Linked DNA regions of Homo sapiens: region 1 is linked to region 2. Evidence: chromatin loops called from intact Hi-C (ENCODE). Cell type or tissue: CD4-positive, alpha-beta T cell. All regions are shown on one strand. Links, peaks and the distances in the headings refer to the core of each region. The heading gives the core; the rest is flanking DNA. Region 1 holds the start of LINC01535 (long intergenic non-protein coding RNA 1535). Region 2 overlaps ZNF568 (zinc finger protein 568).

Region 1 (10,708 bases), core at 2,208-10,207, 300 kb before region 2:
TACTGTCCACCTGACCACTCTCGTGCTGCCCAAAACCATAGCTTAAGTCACCACCTAGGCCTTTCTTGGTGTAACTATTGAAAGGTGAGCCTTATCTGTTCAATCTCTATAGAGATTCATCCAAAATCTGGACCTACAAGAATAAAAAAACAAGATTTTCCTGAATATGTCTGGCCTCTCCCTTCTGTGGGATACCCTTAAGAACTATCAGCCCCTCTTTGCTCAAAAACTCCTTGTGACCCTCTTTTGGGAACACAGGGAAAATCCCCCCGGCTCCACACAGTATAGCGCAGGACAGACCCACAGAGAACAAGACCCAAGAGAACCCACCATAATACAAAGTCAGGGAGGGGTGTCCACCATCAAATGTTCAAGCTTGCAGTGGGCCGGGGAGGTAGTGGGTCCTGAGCTCCAGATCCTAGTGGAGGTGGGAGGTGGGCATTAGGCTTTGGACACATGTAGGCCCAAATTACATCTGTGCAAACTCACACACAATGAAAATTACACCAGGTCGGGTGAGATGGTTCAGAAATGACAGAAAGCAGAGGAAGAGGCTGAAAATATGGGCTTCTCTGTAAACTGTGAGGACAATAAATGCCAGCAACAACCCAGGAAGTGTTTATACCTGCATTTCTTCAATTAACAGGGCAAAGTTAGAGCAGCAAGGACCAGATGGGGGCCAGGCACTTCCCCTGGGGCAACCGATGTAAACCTGGAAATCAGTCACCCTCGGCGTCACCATTTTCCTTATGATGAATCAAATATACAGAGAAGTTCACTGATGGGTTCAGCATCAGAAAGCTGATAAATAAAGGCTGGCTCTGAATCTAAATAGCAGCTGTTGGATTCCCAGGCATATACCAAATGCTTATTGACTAAAAATCACCCTCACTAGATAAGCGCAAAGAAACTCACTTTCCACATCTCTCAAGTTATCCATTCTGGTAGGTATTTGCTCTGTAAATTACATATGACAGAAGAAAAAGAAAATGAAAACTCAGGAAAGTAAACACACTTCTAAACTCATGAATGGTAAAATACAGGAATACAATATCCTTGAGAATCCATGAGACTATCCAAAGAAAATGCAATATACATGAGGGTAAAAAGGCCATTTGGCAAAGCCTGCAGAGTCCAAAATCTGGTTTACAAGGAAACTTACCTTCCAATGCATGCAAAACAGAGGAATTGGAAAAGAAGCTCCTAATGATCTTGAGAGGTGGGAACCTAATTATTAGCAGAGCAGCTGCAAAACAGGAAACATTGTGAGTTAAGTATTCAATTAAAAGAAAACATGATTCTACCTGGAAAAAAAAAAAAAGGAAAAGAAGCTCCTATCCTTATTGAGGTGAGAAAAATATCAGCACAAACAGAAGGAAATCATGCCAAAAAAAGTTACAGGCCAATTTCTAAACTACTGTTAGGTTTAAGGCAAACGAGAAAGTCCTGCCCTGACCAATGAACCAGAGCAGAAACTGTGCATTTCAAATACTGGGGGAAATGGACTGGGCATGGTGGCTCCCGCCTATAATCCCAGCACTACGGGAGGCCAAGGCGGGCGGATCACTGAGACCAGGAGTCCAAGACTAGCCCTGCCAACACAATGAAACCAGTCTCTACTAAAAATAGAAAAAATGAGCCAGGAGTGGTGGTGCACAACTGTAATCCCAGCTACTTGGAAGACTGAGGCACGAGAATCGCTCAAACCCATGAGGCGGAGGCTGCAGTGAGCCAAGATTGCACCACTGCACTCCAGCCTGGGCAACAGAGTGAGACTGTGTCTCAAAAAAAAAAAAAAAAAAAATACATATATACATGTATATATTGGGGGAAATGGTTGGCAGTGAGCTTGTTCTGTCCAGGATCCTTCTGATATATGGAAGAGTCTTTGATCCCTTCTCAAAATAATGCTGTAAACTACAGGAAATAAAATTCATAGAATTTCAAAGGAGACTAATTACTTAGAAATGCAGCTATTGGCCAGGAGTGGTGGCTCACCCCTGTAATCCCAGCACTTTGGGAGGCTGAGGTGGGCAGATCATGAGGTCAAGAGATCGAGACCATCCTGGCCAACATAGTGAAACCCTGTCTCTACTAAAAATACAAAAGTAGCTGGGCATGGTGACGTGTGCCTATAGTCCCAGCTACTCAGGAGGCTGAGGCAGGAGAATCGTTTGAACCCGGGAGGCGGAGGTTGCAATGAGCCGAGATCGTGCTACTGCACTCCTCCAGCCTGGATGACAGAGAGAGACTCCGTTTAAAAAAAAAAAAAAAAAAAGAAATGCAGCTATCAGGATACTTCAAATTTTTCTGATATATTAATAGGCATGTTGCTGTGGCAATTTTTAAAAAATGGCCACTCCTCCCTTTGAGAGGCAGAATCGATGTCCTGTCTCCCCGATCCTGGGTGGATTTGTTGTGTTACCTCATAAAAGACCACTCAGCATCTGCCCTGGGAACCTGTGCCACCTAAGAATTCTGACTACCCTGAGACTGCCAGGCTGTAAGGAAGTCAAGGCCACATGGAAACACTACATGTAGGCACTCAGTCCCAGCTGAGCCCCATCTTCCAACATCCCAAGCCAGGTATCAGATATAAGGGAACAAGCCTCCAAATGGTTCCAGCCCCCAGCTGTTGAGTCTTCCGTGCTGAAGCCAGACATCATGGACAGAGACAGCAGGCCACTCTTGTGCCCTGTCTGAAATCTTGACCATGAGCATGAGAATCCACAAACATAATGATTGTGTTGAGCCACTAAATTTTGGTGTAATTTCTTACACAGTAATAGTGCCTACAACAGCCACCTTAACATATTAAGTAACAATATCAAGTAGCAAGTCATCACTGGGAACTGTTATTTGGAATTGTCATTGGGAAGCAGTGACAACCATGAAGGCTATTTGGAGATGCTGTCAGATGACATAAAAACTGCTGTGGTCTCACTGTTAACAATGCCCCATACCCACGGGGTCTACGGCCTACATTCTGGATGGAAGGAAACACTACATTTTGGTTAGAGGAATGTGAAAATTTACATGGGACGGTCTCACAGGCCCCTAAACTTGGCTCATGGAAACTGCGGGTAATAAACTCAGAGTTAGAAGCAGTCGAAAGCATCAAGGCTGCTCATGAAAGAGCTGAGGGTTACGAACACAATTGTAGACAAGAAAAGAGAAAAGACAAAATGGTGGCTCAGCAGGGAGGTCACAGGGATAGCTGGTATTAGTTTCCAGACATCCAAGAAAAGGACACCCATCTGAGTAATGGATTGAGGGTCACTATTAAGATATGGGGAAATATCAAACGGAAACATTAGTGGCTAATGCTGGGCATTTCCAGAGCTCTCATATAACCACAAAAAACTTAATTTTAGGTACAATGTCAGAAGCAGAGGGGTGCTGAGAATTAAGGACAGGCCTATGAAGAATGTGGGGGCTGTTTTATAAAGCACCGAATCTTCACACCTCATGAAGTTAGCAACCTGGAGCCTATAGGAGGTGTCTCATTCACACTATGAAATAAATCCTGTGAAAGTAAGAGATCCACCAACATATATATATATATATATATATATATATATATATTTTTAGACTGAGTCTTGCTCTATGCCCAGGCTGGAGTGCAGTGGCACAATCTCGGCTCAATGAAACCTCCACCTCCCAGGTTCAAGTGATTCTCGTGCCTCAGCCTCCTGGGTAGCTGGGATTACAGGTGCCCGCCACCACGCCCGGCTAATTTTTGTATTTTTAGTAGAGATGGGGTTTCACCATCTTGGCCAGGCTGGTCTCAGACACCTGACCTCAAGTGATCCACCCGCCTCGGCCTCCCAAAGTGCTAGGATTACAGGCATGAGCCACAGCGCCCAGCCCACTGACTAAGATTTTAAAGGAGTTAAGAAGACAGAATCATTACCACTATAAAAAAAATCAAAACCCACTTTGGGAGGCCGAGGCGGGCAAATCATGAGGTCAAGAGATCGAGATCATCCTGGCCAACATGGTGAAACCCCATCTCTACTAAAAATACAAAAATTAGCTGGGCGTGGTGACACGCGCCTGTAATCCCAGCTACTCAGGAGGCTGAAGTAAGAGAATCACTTGAATCTGGGAGGTAGAAATTGCAGTGAGTGGAGATTGTGCCACTGCACTCCAGCCTGGTAACAGAGCAAAGGGAAAGACCTGACCATCCCCCAGCCGGACACCCATAAAGGGTCTGTGCTGAGGAGGATTAGTGAAAGAGGAGGGCATCTTTGCAGTTGAGGTAAGAGGAAGGCATCTGTCTCCTGCTCATCCCTGGGCAATGGAATGTCTCCGTGTAAAACCCGATTGTATGTTCTATTTACTGAGATAGGTGAAAACTGCCTTAAGGCTGGAGGTGAGACACGCTGGCAGCAATACTGCTCTTTAATGCACCGAGATGTTTGCGTACGCGCACACCAAAGCACAGCACCTTTTCTTAACCTTGTTTATGACAGACCTTTGTTCACATGTTTTCCTGCTGACCCTCTCCCCACTATTACCCTACTGTCCTGCCACATCCCCCTCTCTGAGATGGTAAAAATAATGATCAATAAATACTGAGGGAACTCAGAGACCAGTGCTGGCGCAGGTCCTCCATATGCTGAGCGCTGGTCCCCTGGGCCCACTTTTCTTTCTGTATACTTTGTCTCTGTGTCTTTTTCTTTTCTCAGTCTTTCATCCCACCTGAGGAGAAACGCCCACAGGTGTGGAGGCGCAGGCCCCCCCCTTCAACATCCCACTAAATAATACAACTGGCAAAAAGTGGGATTTTTAAAGGTTGGGGAGCCATATTAAACATAATCTAAATCAGGAGTTTATTTTATTTTATAAACCGAAACCCAGCAGTCACTCCCTCCCCTCAGGGCATTCTGCAACAAAACACCTGCCGAAAAATAAAAGGGTGTTTTACTTGAGTGGGCTGAAAAGTCCCCGTTTTTATACCTTTAATCTCCAGATCCTATGTGTCAGAGGTCGGGAAACTACATCAGCCCCAGTCCGGGCGCCCATGAGACCTGTGGACGGACGGGGAAGGGCCTGGACGCAGCCCGGGCCCCAGTTTCTGCCGTGGCGATGGCCGATTGAAGGCCAGGACTCCCCGCCGCTGACCCTCCAGTCAGGAGGGTTAGGCAGGCGCTCCCATGTTAGGCAGGCGCTCAGCCGAACATCCCAAGGTTGCGGAACCACTATACCCGCCGTGCGCCTGGATGGCATCTGCAGACCCAGCGTCCGCCGGGCTCCCGGAAACGTGGGGGCGGGCTTCCGGAAACGGTGACCAATGGGAAACGCGACCAGCTGACAGTCCTATCCAGGCAGCACAGAAAGAAGGGAAGGTGGCAGTCAGACTTAAGTAGACAGATCTTTTAGCCAATGGATGTGCAAGAGAGGGGAGGTTTGCTCCATGTTGGCCAGTAAGAAGTGCTTGGGCCGACCCGCCTCCAAGTCCTGGGAGGACAGTTCAAATTATGGAGGAGGGGCTGGTGCTAGGCAGCAGTGGCGAGGGGAGTAGTGGGGATTAGGGGGAGCACGAGATCATTCACCTTTGCCGCTCAGATTACCAAGCCTGTGACTTTGAGAATGGGTGTCTTCCTTGCAAGGTTTCAATCTGAGGCTCTTGGGAAGAGGGAGGAATTGGAGCCTGATGGAAGCGCTGGTGAGAGGAGCGGGTGTAGGGAGAGTGGAGAATGTGTCAGTCAGGCGGTGTCTTTATTCCTGGCACCTCACTTAGCCTGCCCTAGTTTCTCAGTCTATTCCAGGAGCATGCTCTTGACCCTGCAGGGGCCTGAAAGGGAATGTTGCTCGCCAGTCTCTGCTTCCTTGGACTGGATTGGAATTGGTCCCACGAACTTAGGCATTATGATATATTGTTGCGTTTAGATTCACTTGGTTTTTACATTGTGCTTTCTTTTCCCCTTTCCCTTCAAGGATTTAGAATGTTTTATTTGCTCTGTTTAATTATATATGATTGCCTTGAAGATTTCACCTTGAATTAAAATTACATGTTTTTGCCTGTCTTTATTAATATTTAAAAATACTAAAATAACACATGTTCATAATGAAAATGAAATATTACAAATAAATATAAAGGAAAGGCAGTATTCCCCCTCCAGTTCCACTCTTGAAATAACGAGTTAACAAGATGATGAGCATCTTCCCATTATGTTCTCCACGATTCATGTAAGTATTTACACACATACAGAAGCATATACAGTAGTCCCCCTTTATTCATGGTTCTACTTCCCACAGTTTCGGTTACCCACAGTAAATTGTGGTCTGAAAATATTAAATGCAAGATTCCCGAAAGAAACAATTCATAAGCTTTAAATTGTGGGCTGTTCTGAGGAGCGTGATGAAATATCTCACTGTCCTGCTTTATTCTGCCTGGGATATGAACACCCCTTTGTTCAGCAGATGCACGCTGTATGCGCTACCCTTAGTCGGTGAGTAGCCAACTTGGTTATCAGACTGACTGCCGCAGTATCACAGCGCTTGTGTTTAAGTGACGCTAATTGTACCTAATGATGGCCCTAAAATGCAAGAGTAGTGATGCTGTCAATTTAGATATGCAGAAGAGGAGCCCTAAAGTGTTTCCTTTAAGTGAAAATGTGAAAATTCTTGACTGAATAAGGAAAATAAGTCGTGTGCTGAGGTTGCTAAGATCTATGGTAAGAACAAATCTTCTAGCTGTGAAAGTGTAAGGAGGAAAAGAAATTTCTGCTAGTCTTGTTTGTTGAACCCCAAGCTCTAAAAAATACAGCCACGTGTGATAAGTGCTTAGTTAAGATTAAAAAAAAAAAACATTAAATTTGTGCTTGGAAAACATAAACAGAAATGTGTTCTGATCGACAGCAATTGGGTCATACTATCCACGGTTTCATACATCCTCTGCGGGTCTTAGAACACATCTCCTGCAGATAAGGGAGGGCTACTATATAAAGTTTCTTTTATTATTATTATTATTATAAAGCATTTTCCTTTTTTAATATAACAATTTGAATCAGACACCACTTCAGGTACAAAGATATTAGGATACCTTTAGAGTAGAAAGGGAGCTAACTCATTCTTTCTAAGAGTTAAAGTATCTTCCATTATATGAGCATTTAAGATGTTAAAGTACTTTTGCACCAAAAATAATACTTTTTTTTTTTTTTGAGATGGAGTTTCACTCTTGTACCCCAGGCTGGAGTGCAATGGTGTGATCTTGGCTTACTGCAAACCCTGCCTCCCGGGTTCAAGCGATTCTCCTGCCTTAGCCTCCTGAGTAGCTGGGATTACAAGCATGCGCCACCACACCCGGCTAATTTTTGTATTTTTAGTAGAGACGGGGTTTCACCATGTTGGCCAGACTGGTCTCAAACTCCTGACTTCAGGTGATCCTCCCGCCTCAGCCTCCCAAAGTGCTGGGATTACAGATGTGAGCCACCACGCCTGGCCTGTAAATATTATTTTACTTATATGAGTTTTTACTTCTGCTGGGACAAATTGCACGAGTAAACAAATATATGTGCATATAATGTAATATATGTGTATATAATTATATATGTGAATCTACAACTTAATATATACACATACATAAAATAACATATACAATTTAACATATACACAAATATAAGCTGGGTGCCGTGGCTCACTCCTGTAATCCTAGCAGTTTGGGAGGCCAAGGTAGGGGATTGCTTGAACCCAGGAGTTTGAGACCAGCCTAGGCAACATGGTGAAACCACATCTGTACAAAAAATACAAAAATTAGGTGGGTGCGGTGGCATGTACCTGTAATCCCAGGTACTTGGGACGCCAAAGTGGGAGAATTGTTTGAGCCCAACAGGCGGAGGTTGCAGTTAGCCAAGATCATGCCACTGTACTCCAGCCTGGGTGACACAGCGAGACTCTGTCTCAAACAAAAAGTCAAAAAACAACTGATGCTGGTGAGGCTGCGGAGAAAAGAGAATGCTTATACACTGTTGGTGAGAGCATAAAATAGTCCAGCCAGTGTGAAAAGCAGCCTGGAGATTTCTCAGAGAACTTAAAACAGAGCTACCATTTGACCCAGCAATCCCATTACTGTGTATCTACCCAAAAGAAAAGAAATCATTCTACCAAAAAGACAAATGCACTTGTATGTTGATCGCAGCACTATTCACAATAGCAATGATGGGGAATCAACCCAGGTGCCCATCAATGGTAGACTGGATAAAGAAAACGTGGTACATCAAGCTCATCCAACCCACGCTCCATAGGCTGCATGTGGCCCAGGATGGCTTTGAATGCAGCCCCGCAATCCACCCTCATCCAAAATGCACAGCAATGATTGGATATGTTGGCTATGTTTAAAGACCCTTCAAGTAGGAAGTAAAGGGCATAAATGAATGAACAGTGATACTGCAGCAGATAGGATAATAGTCCAAGTTTATTTATAAAATATATCCCATCCTGTCAAATACTGCTAGAAAAAAGGGTTCATCTAGAAGATGTTGAGGTTAGAGCATATATTTTCATTGACAGAACTTTAGTTATTTGAACTTTTGCAATCCCATGTAAATTATCTTATCTTGTATTCCAAAAATCCCATGCTATCCACATCTATTTGGTTCCTGAGTTCAGACACTAAGAAATACAATCTTATCTAAATCAATTTGATTTTCAAGTTTCAGAAAGTAGAAAGTTTGATTTATCAGAATTGTTTTTTCCTAAATTCAGAATGTGACAAATATTTATTTTCAATGGGTTACTAGATTTGATTTGCTAATTTATAATGCTGTATTTTCATAACTGATTCTGGACAAATTGTTTTGGGTTCTAGTAGGTTGTAACATCAGGATTATGACAAATTTTAAAAATAGATAATTTGCTATCTCAGTCTATGTCCTAGAAGAGTTTCCTAAGACATTTCATAGATTTCACCTATAAAAATCTCTACCTTGGTGTCTTTTTTAGTGTAGCAATTTGACATTTAAAATATATTTTAAGAAAAATTTTATTTCACTTATTTATTTTTGAGAGAGTTTCACTCTTGTTGCCCAGGCTGGAGTGCAATGGCATGATCCCCGCTCACCGCAATCTCTGCCTCCCGGGTTCAAGCCTTTCTCCTGCCTCAGCCTCCTGAGTAGCCGGGATTACAGGCATGAGCCACCACGCCCGGCTAATTTTTTGTATTTTTAGTAGAGACAGGGTTTCTCCATGTTGGTCAGGCTGGTCTCAAATCCCCGACCTCAGGTGATCCACCCGCCTTGGCCTCACAGAATGCTGAGATTACAGGCGTGAGCCACCATGCCTGGCCAGTCTTATTTTTTTAAATAAGTTTATTCTGGAGGGAGGTCTATTAAGATTTTACACCTCCAGTTAATTCTGATGTCGTCAACTTATTAAAAATCACAGACTTTTTCCAGATTTTCAGATATATTATAAAAATGTCTATAATACCAACTTTTAAGTTTGTTGTTTTAATTTTTTTTTTTTTCTGTAGAGATGAGGGGAGGGGGATCTCATTATGTTACCTAGACTGGTCTTGAACTCCTGGCCTCAAGCCATTCTCCTACCTCAGCCTCCCAAAGTGCTGGAATTACAGGCATGAGCCACTGCAACCAGCCTTAAGTTTTTAAATTGAGATCAAATTCACACAGCATAATATTCACCCTTTTAAAGTGTATAGTTGAGTGACCTGTAGTATATAAACAAAATTGTACAACCTTTACCCATGCCACATTTTCATTACCCCAAATGACACAGTTCTTTTAAGTTTACATATATAGCCATTTCAATTTCTCATATACAATATTGTTTATTTGTCATCCTTATTTCACCTCTGGAATCACTAAACTTTGTCTCATTTTTTTTCTCTTCCATCAAATATCAATTTTGGATTCAGATCCAGTTTTTTTCTTTCAATTATTTCTGCCTTTTAAAATAATACTACCTCCTTCCTCCCACAATTCATTTCAGCTTGTTTTAGTTCCTTGGGTTCTATATTTTTTCTTCCTAGTATTACAATATATGCACAAATATTAGGTTATAAAACTTCCAATACAACTTTTACTGCCACTCACAGGTTTTTCAATTGTTTTCATTTTCATGTACATTTAAATAATGTATATATTAGGGATTTATTCCTTAACCCATGTTAATTAAGAGGGAATATTGAATTAATAATCAGATATTTGATGGTTATCCTATTGTACTGCTTCTTCTGGTCAAATAATGTTGCCAGTATGTTTTCTGCATTTTGGGGGGAAATATTAGAAAAAATTTTATAATCTCTTCCTGCTTTTTTGACAGCTGTGCTTTCTACTACTCATCATATTTTCAGGGTTTCAGATTGGTAACCGTTTATTTTTTATTTTGTAAGACAGAGTCTCGCTCTGTCACCCAGTCTGGAGTGTGCAGTGGTGCAATCTCAGCTCACTATAACCTCCAACTCCCAGGTTCAAGCAATCCTCCCACCTCAGCCTCTTGAGTAGCTAGGATTACAGGCATGCAACACCATGCCTGGCTATTTGTTTTTGTTTTTGTTTTTTTTGTATTTTTAGTAGAGACGGGGTTTCACCATGTTGGCCAGGCTGGTCTCGAGCTCCTGACCTCAAGTGATCCACCCACCTTGGCCTCCCAAAGTGCTAGGATTACAGGTGTGAGCCACCGCGCCCAGCCTCAGACTGGTATTCTTTATGTAGCATAAAAGATAAAGTCTGAACAAAGACTA
Region 2 (11,888 bases), core at 2,025-10,024:
GCCAACACTGAAGTACCCAGATTCATAAAGCAAATATTACTAGATCTAAAGAGAGAGACTGCATTACAATAATAATGAGGGACTTCAACATCCCATTCTCAGCATTAGACAGTTTTAAAAAATCAGAGTTTTAAAAAATTAGATTTAAACTGGACTTTAGACCAAACACACCTAACAGATATTCACAGAACCTTTCACCCAACAGATGCAGACTATACATTATTTTCATCAGTACATGGAACATTCTCCATAATAGGCCATCGAGTAGGCCTCAAAACAAGTCTCAACAAATTTTTAAAAGCTGAAATCTTATCAAGTATCTTAGACCACAACGGAATAAAACTAGAGATTAACACCAAGAGGAACTTTGGAAACTATACCAATAAATGGAAATTAAATATCATATTCCCAAATAACCACTAAAGATCATAATTAAAATGAAAATTGAAAGAAAAAAAAATTTTTTTTTTTTTTGAGATGGAGTTTCACTCTTGTTGCCCAGGCTGGAGTGCAATGGCATGATCTCGGCTTACTGCAACCTCTGCCTCCCAGATTCAAGTGATTCTCCTGCCTCAGCCTCCCGAGTAGCTGGGATTACAGGCAAGTGCCACCACCCCAGCTAATTTTTGTATTTTTACATGGTGAGCCACCATGCCAGGCCAAAGGAAAGTTTCTTGAAACAACCGAAAATGAAAACACAACATTCCCAAACCTGTGAAATAAGGCAAAAGTAGTGTTAAGAGGGAAGCTTATAGCAATAAATGTAGAATGCAATCAAAAAAGTTAGCTGGGCACAGTGGCTCGTACCTGTAATCCCAACACTTTGGGAGGCCGAGGCGGGTGGATCACCTGAGGTCAGGAGTTCGAGACCAGCCTGGCCAACATGGTGAAACCCGATTTCTACTAAAAATACAAACATTAGCTGGGCATGGTGGTGAGCACCTGTAATCCCAGGTACTCGGGAGGCTGAGGCTGGAGAACCACTTGAACCCGGGAGGCAGAGGTTACAGTGAGCCAAGATTACACCATTGCACTCTAGCCTGGGCAACAGAGCGAGGAGACTCTGTCTCAAAAAAAAAAAAAAAAAAAAAAGTAGAACAATTACAAATTAACACTCTAACAATGTACCTCAAAGAACTAGAAAACAAGAAAAAGCCAAACCACAAATTAGCAAAATAAAAGAAATAATAAAGATCAGAGCAGAATTAAATGAAATGGAGACTAAAACAATATGAAGGATCCACAAAATGAAAAGTTGGTTATTCAAAAAGATAACCCAAATTGATAAACCACTAGCTAGACTAACCAAGAAGAGAGAATACCCAAATAAGCAAAATTGGAAATGAAGAAGGAGACATTACAACTGATACTACAGAAATACAAGAGAGTGTCAGAGACTTACGAGCAGCTATATACTGACAAACTAGAAAACCTAGGGAAAACAGATATATTCCTGAAAACATAAAACTTACCAAGACTGAATGACGAGGAAATATAAAATCTGAACAGACCACTAAGTAGTGAGATTAAATCAGTAATAAAAAGTGTCCCAACCAAGAAAAGCCCAGGGTCACTTGGAATCACAGCCAAATTATACCATACAAAGAAAAACTAATACCAATTCTCCTGAAACTATTTCAAAAAATAAAAGAGGAGAGAATTCTCCCCAGTTCATTCTACAAGGCCAGGATCATCCTATTACCAAAACCAGAGAAGGACACAACATAAAAAGAAAACTAAAGGCTGATATCTGACAAAGGTAGATGCAAAAATCCTCAAAAAAGCACTAACAAACCAAATCCAATAGCACAGCAAAATGATAATACACCACAATCAAGTGAGATTTGCACCAGGGATGCAAAGATGGGTCAATGTATGCAAATCAGTTAACATGATACATCACATCAGAATAAAGGACAAAAACCATATAATCATCTCAATAGATGCAGAAAAAGCATCTGATAAAATTCAACATGCTTTCACAATAAAAACTTCAACAAGCTAGGCACAGAAGGTACATACCTCAGAATAATAAAGGTTATATATAACAAACCCACAGCTAACACCATAGTGAATAGGGAAAATCTGAAAGCATTTCCACTAAGAATTGGAACAATGCCGACTTTCACCACTCCTATTCAACATAGTAATGGAAATCCTAGCCAGACCAATCAGGCAAGAGAAAGAAATAAAAGGTATCCAAATTGGAAAAGAGGAAGTCAAATTGTGCCTTTTTGTTGATGATATAATCCTATATCTAGGAAAATCTAAAGACTCCACCTGGCTGGGCGTGGTGGCTCACGCCTGTAATCTCAGCACTTTGGGAGGCCGAGGAGGTTCGATCACTTGAGGTCAGGAGTTTGAGACCAGTCTGGCCAACATGGCGAAACCCTGTCTCTACTAACAATACAAAAAAATTAGCTGGGCTTGGTGGTGCACGCCTGTAATCCCAGCTACTTGGGAGGCTGAGGCAAGAGAATTGCTTGAACCCGGGAGGTGGAGGTTGCAGTGAGCCAAGATTGTGCCACAGTACTCCAGCCTGGGCGAAAGAGAGACCCTGTCTCAAAAAAAAAAAAAAAAAAAAAAGAAAGAAAAAGAAAAAAGAAAAAAAGAAAGAATATTATGAACAAGAATAAAAGCGTATAAAGCATATTATGCCCACAAATTTGATAATCTACATGAAACAGACTAATTCCTTGAAAGACACAATCTGTCAAAACTCACCAAGAATAAACAGACAATCCAAACAGGCCTGTATCTATTAAATAAATGGAATCAATAACTATTAACCTTCCAAAATAGAAAGCATCAGGCCCAGATGGGTTTACTGATTAATGCTCCCAAACATATAAGAAAGTTTATCAATTCTCTACCCTCTCTTCTAGAAAAAGGAAATATTCCCTAACTCAGTCTATGAGGCCAGCATTATCCTAATACCAAAACCAGGAGAAACATATTACAAGAAAAGAAAACTACAGAACAATATCTCTCATGAATACAGATGCAAAAATACTCAATAAAATATTAGCAAATCAAATCCAATAATATATAAAAAGAATTATACACCACAATCAAGTGGGATTTATCCCAGAAATGCAAGATTGATTCAACCTTTGAAAATCTATTAATCTCATTCATAACATCAAGAGGCTAAAGAAGAAAAATCATATAATCATGTCAATAGATGCAGAAAAATCACTTGACAAAAATCCAACACCCAATCACAATAAAAACAGTCAGCAAACTTAGGAATAAAGGGAACTTCCTCAACTCAATAAGGCAATCTTTTGGGTCTCTTACAATCCTTCAAAATCTGAATCTTAAAAATTAGCTTTATATTTAATAGTAAAGAGACTTGAAATACTTTAAATCAAACCCACTCCAATCCACTGAATTATATACCATTGTTTCCCAGTACTTTCATGGCCTTTGAAAACCCTGTAAATCAATCTTGCTCTTCTTTTCCACCTGCCAATATTTGTTTCTATTTACCCACATATTTAACATTTTCCTTATCCATCTTCTTTGTTTCTCAAGTCCTCCATCTGAGACCACTTCTAGAGAGCTTGCCCATGCTTCCCTTTAGCCTCCTGTTTATACACCTCTTTAGCCCATGACATCAAGTTTTTGAAGAAACCACACCAAATGTCACAACAGCAGTTAAAGAACAGTTTGAGCCAGGCGTGTGGGCTTATGCCTGTAATCCCAGCACTCTGGGAGGCTGAGGCGGATCACCTGAGGTCAGGAGTTCAAGACCAGCCTGGCCAACATGGCCAAACCTCATCTTTACTAAAAATACAAAAGTTAGCCAGCCATGGTGGCAGGCGCCTGTAATCCCAGCTACTTGGGAGGCTGAGGCAGGGAGAATCGCTTAACCCGGGAGGCAGAGATTGCAGTGAGCCGAGATCGCGCCACTGCACTCCAGCCTGGGCGACAGAGCAGGACTCCATTTAAAAAAAAAAAAAAAAAAAAAAAAAAAAAAAGAACAGTCTGGAAATCCCTAGGGGGCCTTGAGATTGAAACTATTTTCATATTTTTCCTTCTTTTGATCTCATTTGCTCATGAGTAAGAATGGAGTTTCCCAGTCTTACATGACATGTGACTGAATGTAGAAGCAGATATGAGAACCCAGCTGTCTACTTTTAAGTAATTTAAAGTATTTGAAAGTTGTGTAACAATGACGCTCTTATTATGTTTTTTGGTTTTGGAAATAATTCTTTTTCATAAAATAATTTCATAAAAATTTATTGCTTGTATTAACATGTAATGAGTTTATTAGTTTCAAATGAATCAAAAATATTTTTTGGTTGGGTGCTGTGGCTAACACCTGTAATTTCAGCAATTTGGGAGACCAAGGTGGGCAGATCACTTGAGGCCAGGAGTTCAAGACCAGCCTAGCCAACATAGTGAAACCCCATCTCTACCAAAAATACAAAAAATTAGCTGAGCATGGTGGTGCACACCTGTAATCCCAGCTACTCAGAAGGCTGAGGCATGAGAATCGCTTGAGCCTGGGAGGCAGAGGTTTCAGTGAGCCAAGATTGCATCACATACTCCAGCCTGGGCAGCAGAGTGACACCCTGTCTCAAAAAAAAAAAAAAGTTTTTTTTAAATTTCAATTTGAGGACTACTGTTGCAAAATGTCTACTGTTTTAAGTCAGTTTCCCAGGAAAAGAGAATCTGAGATGGAAATCTATGATAGGGTTTATTGGGGAGATCTCTTGGGAACATCAGCAGTAAGGAAATGAATAAAGCAGAACTGGATGGAAAGAGAAATTAAACTGATGCAGTTGAAATTTGTTCCCTGGGGAGCTCTAGAGCTGGGATTGCTCTTCAGAGTTGCTCTAAACTGAGGCAACGTGGGCCAAGCTGCCTGAAGGGAGACAGTGTAACCTTGCATAAGGCAGCTCCTTTCGTCCAACAGCAATTCCTTAGAGGAATTTAGCTGTGAGTTGTCAGCAGCCAAGATTCTCAGAAGTTGGCAGCACAAGTGCCTCAGTCCTGAAGGTGGAATCTTGAAAAGTCTGAGGCATAGCTTACACTCGAGTTCCCACAGGGATCAGGATGACACCATCCATGGCAGGACTGTGCCTGCGATCACACCCTTGACTTACTTCTTTTTCTTATTCTGCTTCCTCCATTCTCTTACCCCTCTTACTGAAAGCACTTCCTTAATAAATCACTTGCATAGGAATCCTCATCTCAAAGCCTGCTTCTGGGAAACAGCTGAAAAGAAAGTCCATCACACATCTTGAGTCCATCCCCAACCTTTACTCTAAAATATTTCTCCCCAGCCTGCTGCATTTTTATCAAATGGTCCACCGGCCAGCCAGTTTCTTTCCATAAAAACATAGGAGTTATCCTTTATCTCTTTACTCCTCATCTTTCATATGAACTCATTATGTTGAATCACCTCCAAAATGTATCTGAAATCTATCAATTTCTACTGCTGTGTCTAGTCCAAGCCACTATTAGTATGTTTTATTCTGTGTGTTTTGAGGCCATTCACAGGAACTGAACCTCTTATGAAGTTTGAACTCTAGAATGGAAACTCTCTAGGCAGTAACTCATGTGTGTCCAGGAAAAGAAGAATTCACCATGATTTAATTAATGATTTTTTTCAAAGTCTGTCTCAGTCACTTATATCTATCTTATTATTTCTACCCCTTAGGACAGAAGGAAAAAATGAATTTACAGAGACCAGATCATCTGCTTGCTGACACAAGATCAGTAAAACGCCCTTTTAGACCTACTCTGAGGCACTTTACCTCACCTGATAGGTTCAGCCAGTCTTACTGGGGTGAGAGAGGCCAAAAGAGAAATCTAAGGTTGTCCTTATGGGCCTTAAGTGGAATTTTACATTTCTCTGTTGACTCTAAAGCTATGTAAAGAAAGGGGCAGAGGATTTAAGGCATATAAAGTACAGGCCAAAAACAAACAAACAAACAAACAAAAAACATTAAAAAGAAAATCACAGATAAAAACAACTGTTTAGACAAAAAAAAAAAGTCTCACAAATATTTATACAGGGTTACTTGTGTGGATACACGAAATGCGAAAACCATTTTTTAAAAAAAGGTTTACAGGCTGGGCATGGTGGCTCACAGACCAGCTTGACCTACGTAGTGAAACCCTGTCTCTATGAAAATACAAAAATTAGCCGGGCATGGTGGCGGGAGCTTGTAGCCCCAGCTACTCAGGAGGCTGAGGCAGGAGAATCACTTGAACCCAGGAGGCGCAGGTTGCAGTGAACCGAGATCATGCTGCTGCATTCCAGCCTGGGCAACAGAGGGAGACCCCCTCTCCAAAAAAAGAAAAAGGTTTACAGGCTGGTACAGTGGCTCACACCTGTAATCCCAGCACTTTGGGAGGCCAAGGTGGGTGGATCACCTGAGGTCAGGATTCGAGACCAGCCTGGCCAACATGGTGAAACCCCAGCTCCATTAAAAATACAAAAAAAAAAAAAATTAGCCAGGCATGGTGGCACGCACCTGTGGTCCCAGCTGCTTGGGAGGCTAAGGCAGGAGAATCACTTGAACCCGGAGGCAGAGGTTGCAGTGAGCCAAGATCACGCCATTGCTCTGCAGCCTGGGTGACAGAGCAAGACTTTGTCTCAAAAAAAAAAAAAAAGTTTACACATAAATATTGGGTATGCTAGCAAAACTGGATTTAGTATAAAACTTATTGAAGAAGGGACTACGAAATGATAATACTCATTTAGATATTTCAGTTTGGGTAAGTTGTCATTGTTTTCACTGAAGTCAGTCCCTGCTGTTGTTAAGTCACCATCAGTCTTCAAAAATACCTAATAACAATCAAAACTGATAGTCATGGTTGTACTTCACATCTTTAGTCTGAGATTTACTTTTGTGAAATCAACTTCAAACAAATGTAGTTAATGTTCAATCATAAAAGCTAAAGATCCCTTTTCACAAACACCCCCTATTTTTATCTCCTTTGTATTGTTTTTATTTTTTTGAGGCAGAGTCTTGCTGTGTCGCCCAGGCTGAAGTGCACTGGCGTGATCTTGGCTCACTGCAACCTCCGCCCCTCTAGGTTCAAGCAATTCTCCTGCCTCAGCCTCCTGAGTAGCTAGGATTACAGGCATGCACCACCACGCCCAGCTAATTTTTGTATTTTTAGTAGAGGTGGGCTTTCACCATATTGGCCAGGCTGGTCTCGAACTCCTGACCTCAAGTAATCGGCCCGCCTAGGCCTCCCAAAGTGCTGGGATTACAGGCGTGAGCCACCACACCCAGCCTATCTCCTTTTTATTTATTTTTTATTTTTTTGAGAAAGGGTCTTACTCTGTCACGCAGACTGGAGTGCAGTGGCACAATCTTGGCTCACTGCAACCTCTGCCTCCCGCATTCAAGCAATTCTCCTGCCTCAGCCTTCTGAGTAGTTGGGATTACAGGCACCCGCCCCATGCCTGGCTAATTTTTGTATTTTTAGTAGAGACGGGGTTTCATCCTGTTGACCAGACTGGTCTTGAATTCCTGACCTCAGGTGATCCACCCGCCTCGGCCTCCCAAAGCGCTGGGTTTACAGGCTTGAGCTACTGCGTCTGGCCCTATCTCCTTTTTAAAAAGGCATTAGCAGCTTTCTGTAATGTATATCAACTAATATTGTAGAGATGGCATAATAAAAACATCACCTCTGTAAGGGTTGGTTCATGTATTATTACAGAGAATGAGACTCTTCAAGAGGAACTCTACTATTAGTGCTCAGGGTCTAAGTTCACCACCATTTCCAACCAAAACCGGATGGGCTGTGTAAGTCAAGAGTTGTAAAAAGAATAAAATGGTCTCTAGATTAAAACCAACACACTTTTACACAATTGCTTATGGCCACCTCAGGAAATAAATGATTTCTCATTTCAAAATATTGTTATAATTAACAATGATATTAATGCCTATGCTGGTTGTATGGAAAATTACAGGGCAAGAAAACAAATATTGCAAAGTCACTTTCCCAGGAAAAATCTTAATCTCTCCACAATACTCTAAATATATTGGTAATTAGTTAGCTATGAACCTAATAAATTTGCTGTCTAATAATACTGGCTCCACTGAAAGGACAGGCACCGTGAGTAGTAGACATGATGCCCGGAGCTAGTAAATAAAAACACATTTCATTTGTTATACTGGCATCTGATTTTCAAATTTTTAATAATTAAATATTTACTTGAATCTAAGATATCATCAGTTGAAAGGAGTCCAATTTCAGAAATGTTAAAATATAAAAACACAGCATCATCAAGTTGCTAAAATGTGCTAATTTCACATTATATAATAAACAAGAATATTCTAATTACTAATTTTCTAGAGAGATTTTTCATAAAATAGTTGAGCATCTGATAGGGCATATGAATCCATTATAACATTTCCTTCTATGGGCACAGGCTTCCCTTGGCCTGTTGTGAGAAAGAACAAGAAAAACACTATTACAAGTAAACATTCATATTGTCATTGTGTATAATTAGCTTTTAAGATTTATTTTATATGCTACCAGTCTTTTTAAGGTATAAAAACTACAAGCAAAGCTAAAGTCTCCTTTTAATCAACAGCCTCAAATTCAATCTCCAGAGACAATGCTATCAATAATTGGGTGTGTATCCTTCTATTCTATTTTAAATAGTTTTACATACAATTTTCAATAATAGAAACAGTTGTTCTTTATAAATGATTTCATTCCAATTTACATAAATATTATTACACAATGTTTCATTTGTATTTTGATTTTTTTCATTCAACATTGTTTTAACTATCCATGTTACACAATATGGATCTGGTTCACTGCTTTTAAGTGCTGTATACTATTCTATCATTTGAATATATCATATTTTATTCATCCATTACCCCACTGATGAATATTTAGGTTGTTTTCAATGCAGATATATGTCTATATATTTCTTTTTTTTTAAGAGATGGGGTCTTGCTATGTTTCCCAGGCTGGTCTTGAACTCCTGACCTCAAGTTATCTTCTTCTATCAGCCTCCCAAGTAGCTGGGATTACAGGCATGTGCCACTGCATCTGGCTATACATACATACATATATTATATATATATTTCTTATGCATTATTTGTGAGTTTCTATAGGATGTATATATACCTAGAAGTGGAATTACAGAGTCCTTTTGTCTTGAAAAAAAAAAAAAAAAAGCTCCTTGGCCTCAACGTCATAGACAATATCATCTATTTTCTCCCAATGGTTTCACAGTTTGGCTTTTCAAATTCCAGTATTTAAATCCTTTAGAATGTTAATTTTTTGGCCAGGTGCAGTGGCTCAAGCCTGTAAACCCCAGCACTTTGGGAGGCCAAAGAGGGCGATCACTTTTGAAGTCAGGAGTTCAAGACTACCCTGGCCAACATGGTGAAACCCCGTCTCTACTAAAAATACAAAAAACAAAACAAAACAAAACAAAAAAACCCGGAAAGCAGAGGCTGCAGTGAGCTGAGATTGCACCACCGTACTCCAGCCTGGGCGACAGAGTGAGACGCTTGTCTCAAAAAAAAAAAAAAAAAAAAAAGAATATTGATTTTTTAGTATGTCGTAATGTTGTAATTTTATTTTCTCCAATACGGAGAGTCAAATATTCCCAGCAATTTTATTGACTAGGTCATCATTTCCCTACTAATTCATGATGTCAGGTCTAACATACACTGAGTTCACATATATTCATGAATCTGCTTCTGGATATTCTATTCTTTAAAATCTGCTCATTTACCTACTAATGTACTAATATCACACATTTTTAAATGACTATAACTTTATATCATACAGTGAGGGTGTTTCCTCTATTCTTTTCAAAATTGTCGCAGCAATTCATACACTTCTATTTCACATGAATTTTATAATCATTTTTGAAAGATCCTAGAAAATTCTTAGTTGATTTTGTTTGGAACTGCATTCAGTCTATAGATTTTCAGAATTGAGGTTTTTATAATACTGGGTTTTTCCATCTATGTATATGGTATTTCTTTCCATTTATTCCAGTCTTACACCTTTTAACAAAGTATTAAAATTTTTCCATAAAGATCCTGGCTTTTTTGAGCTTATGCCAAGATATTTTAAGTAAAACATGGGTTGAATTTAAGAGGCCTTCTTTCATTTAATATACTTGGTGTCTCTCACCTGTATGACCTCTCTTATGTATAGAAAGGGATGCTCTTTGAGAGAATGCTTTCCCACATTCATTACATTCAAAGGGTTTCTCACCAGTATGACTTCTCATATGTATAATAAGTAATGAGCACTGAGAAAAGGCTTTCCCACATTTATTACATTCATAGGGTTTCTCCCCTGTGTGACTTCTCACATGAAGAGTGAGGGATGAGATTCGAGAGAAGGCTTTACCACATTCATTACATTTGAATGGTTTCTCTCCAGTATGAATTTTTTCATGCTCAAGAAGATTTTGTCTCTGACTGAAAGCTTTCCCACATTGATTACAATGATAAGGTTTCTCTCCAGTATGAATTTTCTCATGTTCAGTGAGGTTTGATTTCTGACTAAAGGCTTTTCCACATACTGTACATGCATAGGGTTTCTCACCCGTATGAATTCTCTGGTGTCGAATGAGGTTTGACATCTGAATAAAAGCTTTCCCACATTCACTGCATTCATAAGGTTTCTCTCCAGTGTGAATTTTCTGATGTGTAATGAGATTTTCTTTCCTGCTGAAGGCTTTTCCACATTCCTTACATTCATAGGGTTTCTCAGCTGTATGATTTCGCATATGTACGGTTAGGGATGAACTCTGAGAGAAGGCTTTCCCACATTCACTACATACATAGGGTTTCTCACCAGTGTGACTTCTCATATGTATAATAAATACTGAGCATTGAGAGAAAGCTTTTCCACATTTATTACATTTATAGGGTTTCTCCCCTGTGTGACTTCTCATATGTAGCGTAACAGATGACATTCGAGAAAAAGCTCTACCACATTCATTACATGCATAAGGTTTCTCCCCAGTATGAATTTTCTCGTGCTCAATAAGATTTTGCTTCTGGCTGAAGGATTTCCCACATTCCTTACATTCATAGGGTTTCTCTCCAGTGTGAATTCGCTCATGTTCAATGAGATTTGATTTCTGACTGAAGGCTTTCCAACAATCCTTACATGCATAAGGTTTCTCCCCAGTATGAATTCTGTGGTGTCTAATAAGGTTTGACATCTGAATGAAAGCTTTTCCACATTCATTACACTTATACGGTTTTTCCCCAGTATGAATTTTCTGATGTGTAATAAGATTTTCCTTCCTACTGAAGGCTTTTCCACATTCTTTACATTCGTAAGGTTTCTCTCCAGCATGAATTCGCTCATGTCTAATGAGGTCAAATTTATGACTGAAGTCTTGTCCACACTGATTACACTTAAAGGGGGTTACAACATAGGATGCACAATGGTAAAATGGTTTCCCAAACTCATTACTCTGTTTCTCTCTTACACAGCCTTTCTCATATCTAAGTAAGTCTAAATTATGTTCCAAACCCTTATCAAGTGAGTCACAGTCATAGAAGCTTTGTCTTGAAGTAACAATGTCTGAACTCAGAGGAAATATTTTCGCAACTTTTTTACATTCAATGACTTTTTCCTTTATCAGAATTTTCTTGGAGATGGATGTGACTTTCCTCACAAGTGTTTCCTGTTGCTTCTTGATCTGTTCATCAACTTCCCAAACTTCTAAAATGGAGGACCAGAAATTATTACTTGTGAATTATTCTACCACTAGACTATTAATAACATATCAGAAATAGGCTAATGTGGGGTTTAATCTTTGATGTTGGCCTAGTCAACCAATACAAAAGAAAGCTAAGAGTAAATGTTCCTAGTTCCTAAGGTTTGAGAAGTTAACTACTACATAAAACATATGGAGACAA

What was found. Peaks named below come from ENCODE experiments on the same cell type or tissue, not always from the same donor. Only the 100,000 strongest peaks of a DNase experiment are listed, where the experiment ranks them.
Region 1: a loop joins it to region 2, with 3 times the contacts of the local background. A loop is called at or near these places in 1 of 110 quality-filtered maps.

What each region holds. Positions count from the first base shown.
Region 1 is chr19:37,246,437-37,257,144 of GRCh38, reverse strand. It overlaps ZNF383 (zinc finger protein 383), which reads right to left. Exons shown (of 6, transcript NM_001387601.1): 6 at 8,405-10,708. LINC01535 (long intergenic non-protein coding RNA 1535) reads right to left here and starts at 5,260. Exons shown (of 3, transcript NR_110719.1): 1 at 4,963-5,260; 2 at 1,163-1,246. In CD4-positive, alpha-beta T cell, for the core only: no CTCF peak of the experiment used is centred there; a DNase peak (open chromatin) is centred at 5,324; H3K4me3 peaks cover 1,035 bases.
Region 2 is chr19:36,949,315-36,961,202 of GRCh38, reverse strand. ZNF568 (zinc finger protein 568) reads right to left here. Exons shown (of 7, transcript NM_198539.4): 7 at 8,469-11,691. The coding sequence ends at 10,115. Among named protein-coding and RNA genes, the nearest start is that of ZNF568, 39 kb to the right of the region's middle. In CD4-positive, alpha-beta T cell, for the core only: no CTCF peak of the experiment used is centred there; no DNase peak of the experiment used is centred there.